2 separate regions of the Homo sapiens genome follow, and region 1 is linked to region 2. Evidence: chromatin contacts called from ENCODE Hi-C or POLR2A ChIA-PET data. All regions are on one chromosome and are shown on one strand. Each heading gives the region's core, a stretch centred on a gene start or an enhancer-like site at or near the end of the contact. The rest is flanking DNA. Distances are from core to core; before and after follow the strand shown.

What was found. Hi-C counts contacts between places; a loop is a spot of excess contacts on that map. ChIA-PET counts read pairs that join two places held with the same protein, here RNA polymerase II (POLR2A). Pooled maps may share reads with other maps.
Region 1: a map of mammary epithelial cell shows a loop between it and region 2 (12-fold over the local background). The contact joins two enhancer-like sites. A Hi-C loop is called at or near these places in 12 of 168 maps with a recorded cell type or tissue (Caco-2, PC-3, breast epithelium and 7 more) and 8 of 50 pooled maps. POLR2A ChIA-PET finds 5 or more read pairs at or near these places in 1 of 52 experiments (MCF 10A).

The regions. Positions count from the first base shown.
Region 1 is chr1:182,214,611-182,218,855 of GRCh38, reverse strand. The region is part of intron 2 of LINC01344 (long intergenic non-protein coding RNA 1344); the gene reads left to right. Among named protein-coding and RNA genes, the nearest start is that of LINC01344, 97 kb to the left of the region's middle. Within about 2 kb of position 1,600, at least 4 of the 41 ENCODE cell types and tissues checked have a DNase peak (open chromatin) inside an H3K27ac peak, as active enhancers do; they include mammary epithelial cell, where a contact is called at or near this core.
Region 2 is chr1:182,142,644-182,146,561 of GRCh38, reverse strand. No RefSeq gene overlaps it. Among named protein-coding and RNA genes, the nearest start is that of ZNF648, 83 kb to the right of the region's middle. RefSeq lists enhancers at 1,667-2,334, 2,335-3,003 and a silencer at 3,012-3,188. Within about 2 kb of position 2,286, at least 28 of the 41 ENCODE cell types and tissues checked have a DNase peak (open chromatin) inside an H3K27ac peak, as active enhancers do; they include mammary epithelial cell, where a contact is called at or near this core.

The sequences.
Region 1 (4,245 bases), core at 351-2,850, 73 kb before region 2:
AGCTTGGTGTCTGCCCAAACAGCTGCCCAGTTTTGTGCTTGAAACCCAGGGCCCTGATGGCGTAGGCACCCAAGGGAATCTCCTGGTCTGCGGATTGCAAAGACCATAGGAGAAGCATAGTATCTGGGCTGGAATGTACCATTCCTCAGGGCACAGTCCCTCATGGCTTCCCTTGGCTAGGGGAGAGAGTTCCCCAAACCCTTGCACTTCCCAGGTGAGGTGATGCCCCACCTTGCTTCTTTTTGCCTTCCGTGGGCTGCACCCACTGCCTAACCAGTCCGAATGAGATGAGCCAGGTACCTCAGTTGGAAATGCAGAAATCACCCGCCTTCTGCATTGATCTCACTGGGAGCTGCATACCAGAGCTGTTCGTATTCTTCCATCTTGCCAGCCCAGTCCTAATTTTTGTATTTTTAGTAGAGACGGGGTTTCACCATGTTGACCAGGCTGGTCTTGAACTCCTGACGTAAGGTGATCCGCCCACCTCGGCCTCCCAAAGTGCTGGGGTTACAGGCATGAGCCACCGCGCCTGGCCCATAACACACATTTTTAAGGTTTTTGCTGTTTACTGCTCTCCTTCCTTTCATAAGTTTATATGGAGTTAAAATTCTATGATCAGTGTATGAGTGTGTTCCCCTTACACTTTTCAAACTACATATTTCCATTCTGAGTAATCCTTTTTACAGCTCATCTCAACTAGCACTCAGATCAATATTTGTCCAGTCCTGCCCTTCCTTGTCCTATGTGTACAGGACACAATGCTCCTAGCAAGAAAGTTCACACCCAGTAGGAGGAATAACAGAAGTTTTTTTGTTTGTTTGAATCTAAAAATGCTGAGGGTGATTAATTCATGAAATCTTATTTTTTTTCAAATTATATTAGACTATCCTAAAGAAAAAAAGAACAAAGGCAAAATATTTTTACCTCAACCCATTGTCATATTGATAATCTTCAACTTTCTTTCTTTTTTTTTTTTTTTTTTTTTTTTTTTTGTATTTTTAGTAGAGTTGGGGTTTCACTGTGTTTGCCAGGCTGGTCTCAAACTCATGACCTCAAATGATCCACCCACCTTGGCCTCCCAAAGTGCTGGGATTACAGGTGTGAGCCACCATCCCTGACTGATAAACTTCAACTTTCAATATGCAGATCTACTTGTACATTTGTGATTCTTCAGAAATGGGACATGGCTGCTATTTTACCTCCTTTGAAGAAATCTAAACTTCTTGAGATCAGGAACCATTCTTCTATACCTTTTATAGAATAAGTTAGAGAACCATAAGATGGTAGACCTGGAAGCAGCCTCGTATTTCTCTAGTCTGAGTTTTTCTACAGATGAGGAAAATGAGTCCCAGAAAGGTGGAAGAACTTACCCATGATCAATAGCTATTTAGAGGCCAGCTATTAGAACCTGTGTAACCTGACTCCTCTTTCAATGCTCTTACCAGTGCCTGTCCTCAAAGGTAAATCTATGAAGAAGAGAGAACACTGCCTGTCTTAAGTAGGTTAATAAAAAGCGCTTCTCCGAATCATTCTGAATTCCGTTAGCTGGACTCATACAATGTTTGTAAGACTTGAATGGAATGTCTGCTTCCAAATAGTATGGCTTTCTCATGGGTCACTGGAAGGAATTAGTCATAAATGAACTCTCAGGAAAAGGTAGGATTCATCCACCATAAGGAGTTACTGAATATCAACCAATTAAATTTTGGAGTCTATTCCATCCAAGGACAATCATTTTTGTTTTGTTGTGTTAGTGTTGTAGATCAAATCTTTTATCCTAACCTTCTGTTGGCTGGTATGTGCTCACAACTCACCATCCATCCAAAGCAGATAAATACTTCAGAACATAAGAAAAACATATTTAGTTTAATTTGTTTGCATCCTGTTTTTAAATGACTTTTTTCATGAACTGGAAACATTCAGATTAATGAAATAAAGATTTTAAATGGGGATGTACAATTAAGAAAGAGAAAACTAATTTCCAGCCACCATAAGAGGCAAAGCAGTAGCTGGGATTAAATATAAAACTTGACCAAGACTATGGTTGTCATAGAAAAAGATTAAGAAAGGGAAAAGAAACAAAAAGGAAGAAAGAAAAAGAGACAGAAGGATTGATATAGAATAATTCTCATTATCTAAGAGGAGGAGGTATTAAGTGATATAAGGTTCTCTATATCAATCTCAGAGTGGACAAAAAAGTTGAATTCTCATGACAATTTTTGATAAAAGCCAACCCCCTCCACAAAAACATAAATATAGTAAAGGCATTTATTTGAGATGGTAAGGTGATGAGGTTCAAGTTTACAGGTATTTGGTATTCCAGGCTAATCTGACAATAAAAATTAAAATATTTAGAGGTATAGATAGATATCATGTTTCTCAGACTCTTAACTAAATGCTTAATAAATATAATAAGTTCAGCTAGATTTTTGGTATGACTTGAGAGTTGAAGTTAGACTTCCAGGAAGCTGTTCTATTTTGCTAATTAAAGACAAATGCATATGCTTGGGAAACTAGATAAGTGGGTGGAAGGACATGTGTTATAGCAATAAAGGAGCCTACCAATAATCTGATGAGGAAGGAAGTCATGCTTCTTCTAAATACAGGTGACCCGCTAGGATCTATGCTTAATGAAAACTCCAAAATTTGCTGGGCTAGAATGGCATGAATATTTCAAGTTGAGCCATCACAGCTTGGGAAAAACATTTGTAAGACTTGTGTGGAATGTCTACTTCCAAGTAGCATGGCTTCCTCATGGGCCACTATAATGAATTAGACTTAAATGAACTCTCAGGAAATTGTATGATTCATCTACCATAAAGAGTTATTGGATATCAACCAATTAAATCTTGGAGGCTGTCCCATGCAAGGACAATAATTTTTGTTTTGTTGTAGTTAGTGTTTAGCTCTTTTTCCTGGTTAGTGTAATAAAACCATGCTGTCTGCATATGCACTTGGGCTGTCCACTTACAATTGGGACCTGATACTTCTAAAAGACTGTTCCTGCCTTGCTGATTTTGGCAGTGGAGTTAGAATGCAAATTTTGCAGCTCTCTCTGGGAACCTACATTGAATTATTTTACAGCTTAATTCATGACCAGTGAATGGGAGGGATGCATTCTTCCTATTAGCTAGACTTGTGAAATATTTTTAAAGGATGTTTTGATTGATTGGTTGCCTCATTGTGTTAACTGGGGGGCACCTCTCCAGAAACACTTGGTTCTGAGGCATCTTTTACAATATAAATCACAACGGGTCACTCTGTAGTCAAAAATCTTTCATGCCAGACGTGGTGGCTCATGCCTATAATCCCAGCACTTGGGGAAGTGGAGGTGAGTGGATCACTTGAGTCCAGGAGTTCGAGACCAGCCTGGCAAACATGATAAAGCCCCATCTCTGTTAAAAATACAAAAATTAGCCAGGTATGATGGCGCATGCCTGTAATACAAGCTGCTTGGGAGGCTGAGGCACAATAATCGCTTGAACCCGGGAAGCAGAGGTTGCAGTGAGCCAATATCATACCATTGTACCACACCTGGGCACAGATTGAGACTCTGTCTCAAAAAGAAATATGTGTGTGTGTGTGTGTGTGTGTGAGTGTGTGTGTGTGTATATATATATAGATAGATATATATTTCATATCCTTACCTCACTCTTAAGTGAAATCTAAAGTCTTCAACATGATCCGTTAGGCCTATGTGGTCTGGCTCTGCCTCAGTCTCCAGCCACCCGCCTTTGCTAGATAGGTCGAGGATCCTTAACCTTAAAATCCAAAATCCAAAATTCTTCAAAATTCAAAACATTTTGAATGCTGACATGACATCATAAATAGAAAATTCCACACTTGACCTTATATGATGGGTTGCAGTCAAAACAGTCAAAAGTTTGTTTCATGCACAAAACCATTAAAAATATTGTATAAAATTACCTTCAGTCTATGTGTATAAGGTGTACTTGGAACATAAATGAATTTTGTGTTTAGACTTACTATGGATATGCAGATATTCCAAAATTCAAAAAAAAACCCTAAATTTGAAACACTTCTGGTCCCAAATATTTTGGACAAGGGATAATCAGCCTGTACTAGACTTTCTTATCTGCTTTTCCACCATGAGGCTTTTACCTCAGCTGTTCCTGCTGTCTGAAATGTTCAACATCTGGATAGTTCTTTCTTGTCTTCTATGTCTCAAGTTAAATGTTCCTTCCTAACTTGCTCCAATCCCAAGTTAGTTTCTCTAATTATGCT
Region 2 (3,918 bases), core at 1,037-3,536:
TGGTATGTGTACCCTGAGGCTTGGTGAGCACCTGGTCAGTGAGCCGGTGTTTGCCTGGACAAGTCTGAGCTGCAGTTGACACAATGGCCATTGGCCAAACTGGTGGAAAGTTTCAATGACAGGTAAACAAAAGACTGAGGACCAGGAGGGGAACAGCCAAAGAGGATGTAGGTATTACAAAGGAGAATTTGGGGAACATTCTACTAACCCGATAAGTAGCCGTGTGTTCAAAAATGTCTTTTGCCCTTCCCTGAGCCAGTCTTCCTTCAAAATGTTAACAATACCACTGTTTCTTTCATTCCAAGAAGCTTGATCTTCACACCTGACATTTCAGAGATCCTGTGTCTTACAATTGATGTGTATGTTTAACAGAGAAACATTTTTCTTCTCCTTTCCCCCTAAAAGCTGTTATTAACTCGCTGCTGTGTCTTAGTCAATGGCTTCTTAGAGTCTAGAAAATACAGTAAGAGTGATGTACGAGAATACGTGGTTTTGAATGTGGTGCTTAAGATACATCTTTGACTTAACAATTGCCTTAAAATCCTACCTTAACAAAAATTTAGCTCTTACTTTCAATTTTGATTTGCTTTTGATTAGACACAAGTAAGGAGTGAAGCCAGACACAAACCCAGCTCTTCTCATTTGAAGTTCAGAATTCTTTCCCCTGCATTCCATAATTTCTCCATATTTATCTCAGAGGACTATGCAGAATATGACAGTGGGTTACCATGGAATATCTGGGCAAGGAGCTCTAAGAGTAAAACTCCAGGCCAAAGACAAAACAAGTATTCAAATCCCAAGGCATCTCTGTGAGATGACAGATGCTCTTGTCTGCTCTTCAGATCCGAGGGGTTTCCGGAGGGCCAGCAACCATGCCCCCAACACGTAGATGGCTTAGCTTGCCTAAGAAGGGCGGGCATTGTAGAAATCTGGACAGTTCTGCTGACCTTCCTCTTTCTGTCTCCCCACTCTTGATTTTTTATGTTAGTCCCCATGGCACACCCTCTTTGTGAAGTCTCTCCAAATGGAAGCACAAGCTCTCCCGAAGGATCCCACACCCCACAGAGTGATCTCTAGGGTTGCCCATAGCAACAGCTGGTACCATGGAAAAAAGCCTTCCTTTCATCCGTCAGAGCTGGGCAGTAGGACCCTCTCCCAGGACCCCAGGAACAAGGTCTTTTTCTAGCTCTGCTATGGAAACTTGGGTGACACACATCACCTCTTGGAGCCTCAGTTTCCTCATTTACCAAATGAGGCTGATGTGAAGTCATTTTAGAGTCCCACTGAGGACCACTACTGTGATTTTCCTTCACCAACATGAGATACATGTGGCTGGTTTCAGGCTCTTTCCTGAAGCAGATCTTAGTACTGGGGAGGATGGACGGTGATGTCGCCACTGAGAGTGATGAGAGAGAGCAGACCCACCACCAGCTGCCCTCCTGATCCTTGGAAGGCCAGTCTCACATCTCAACATTCCCAGCCACCTTGTTACCAACGCTTGTGGAAAATTTGATTTGGACAGAAGGGACTCCAGCCCCTTTTAAGTATACATATGCACATGCTTTAATTATTAACTGCTTAATGTTGTCATTGAAAATATTTATTTTAATACTACTCTAAAAGAGTGAACATTTTTCACGTATTGACCCACAGCTGATTTCTTATCTGCTGTTACCAAGAACAAGAAAGGAGAGAATAAAGCTGAGGAAGGTGGCAGGCTCGATAAATGTTAGATTGAACTGTTCTTTTTCAGTGCATGCCCTGCCCTTATCACTGATATTGCCATTTTCTACTTTCTTTTTTTTTTTTTTAAAGTGTATTTTGAAGGCAAATAAGAAAAGAGAGCTATGGTGTAGTCTGGAAAACCAGGGTGTTTACCGTTTAGAGGAACCAGAAGTTCATAAGGGCCTGGCTGGACTAAGAAATGACAGCTCAGCACAGGGAAGGGGGGAAAAAAACCAACAGCAGCAGCAGCAGCAATGCAAGAACAAAACATTTTAAGAGATCTGGCCAGAACTGGTCTGTACAAATCCCCAGCTTGGCCTTCCTCCTCCACTCCCCCTGGCTCCCAGGCCTGTTTCCCGGAGTAGTAGCAGCCTTGCCTCCCCTTAAGAAACCTGCCCACAACTCACACTCCCTACATGCCAGTCATGCACACTCGTGTGTGTCACACCCTCTGCTCATCCCCCCACCCACTGAAGTCAGACCATGTGTGAGGGAGGATGAGAAGCCGGGGAAGAGGAAGACAGCTCAGCTGGCTGGCCCTGGCCCCTGAAGAAAACAAGCAGAGGCAGGGAGGGAAACATACTGTTCCCTGCAATCTGATCACCTCCGTGCAAGCCTCTGGGCTACACACCCAGGCCCAGGCCCAGAGGCCACGCTAATGAGACCAGGCAGGAAAAGTGAGCTGGTGACTGTTCCTGGGCAGATTAGAAACACATTGTGGAGAAGTGGGGGCACGGTGAGGGTGTGCAGGGCAGTGTGGTTGAGGCTGGGTGTGGGGCTGGGGCATGCGGGCCCAGAAAGGAGCAGAAGAAGGACTGCTGTCTTTCTGAGCTCTGATTCCAGCTCCTGGGGTGGCCCCCTGGCAGCTGCTGAGGCCTCACAGTGAGAAATCTGGAACAACAAAGGCTCTGGGACAAAAGACTCTCTGGCCAGAGGGGCTGCTGCTTTACAGGGGCCAAAAGCTTCACTTCTGAGGGGCACGTGGGTCCACCAGTGTGGGAGGCTGCAGGCTGAGAGGCAAATGGGGTTTATTGAGGAAAGGGAACAGATGTTTATTGGGCATTTGCTGGGTGCCCCCATTAAGCTAGGCTCTTTTTATGTATTTCACTGTGTTTGAGATCACTGTGAAATCCTCACTGCATCGGAAAATGGGAAGCAAATAGCTTTTTTCTTTTTATTAGGTCAGTGACACCTAGAGTTCGCCCAATATCACATCAGTGCCATTTGTTTGAAAAGTTAACCAGAGGCCAGCTGGGATTTTTGTCACTAGGAAAACAATGTAGCATGCGCTTCTTTAGCTTCCAGTCCAGGCAAGGACCTTCGGGGGTGTGAGGATGGAAGTATGTCTTCATGCTTTCTCCTGTGAGCCGCCAACCCACAGAACTGCTGGACCCTCAGCCCTTCAAATCCATCCTCCGGGAAGGTGCCTCTCAAACCTGCAGGGCCACCGCTGAAGTTCTCCCACGGACTCTACTCTAGCGCCCTCTGGTGGCCACCACTGCCAAGCCTGGTTGACTTGACTGGGAATTTCTGGTTAATAGCAGCTACGTTAATATCACTTAGCCCAGCTTTGTGAAGGTTCACTTGTGCTTTTACTTCACCTCTGATTTCTGCGTTATCATTACTCTTTCCATGTTTCCACAGCCTTTGTCAGTTCTCTGCTGCTTCATCTACGTTATTTTCATGGGGACCTGTGTTATTTTCATGGGAACCCCAAAATCAGGGAGATGTTTTCTTACCAAGATCTTTGTTTTGTACTATATTGCCAGTGGACCAACTTCGTTTTATTGGAATTTTTTTTTTTATTTTCTGGAGGATCTTTCTCCCTTCCTCCCCTTAGGAATTCAGGACACATTTCTGAAAGACTGGTTTTACTATGTGAGAAGCACAATGTTGTATACTATTTGAATTTGAGCTTCCCTTGTCCAGGGACGGAGTGTGGGCATGCCACCTCTGTTCAGTTATGGGGTGAGTTTCTTGGCCGCCTGGGACCCCTGCCTCCCGCCCAAGAATGCAGGTGAGAGCGTTTGCCCCTGGTTTTGACCAGGATGCCCAGTCCTGGTGTCTGAATTCCACCCATGAAGCCTGACCAAGCACAGTGGGAAAATCAGCCTATGGCCAATGGACATGGAGGCCAAGTTTGAGGGAGAGGGAGTTTGCCCAGAGTGGCAGCTGCAGATATGATCTGAAGGG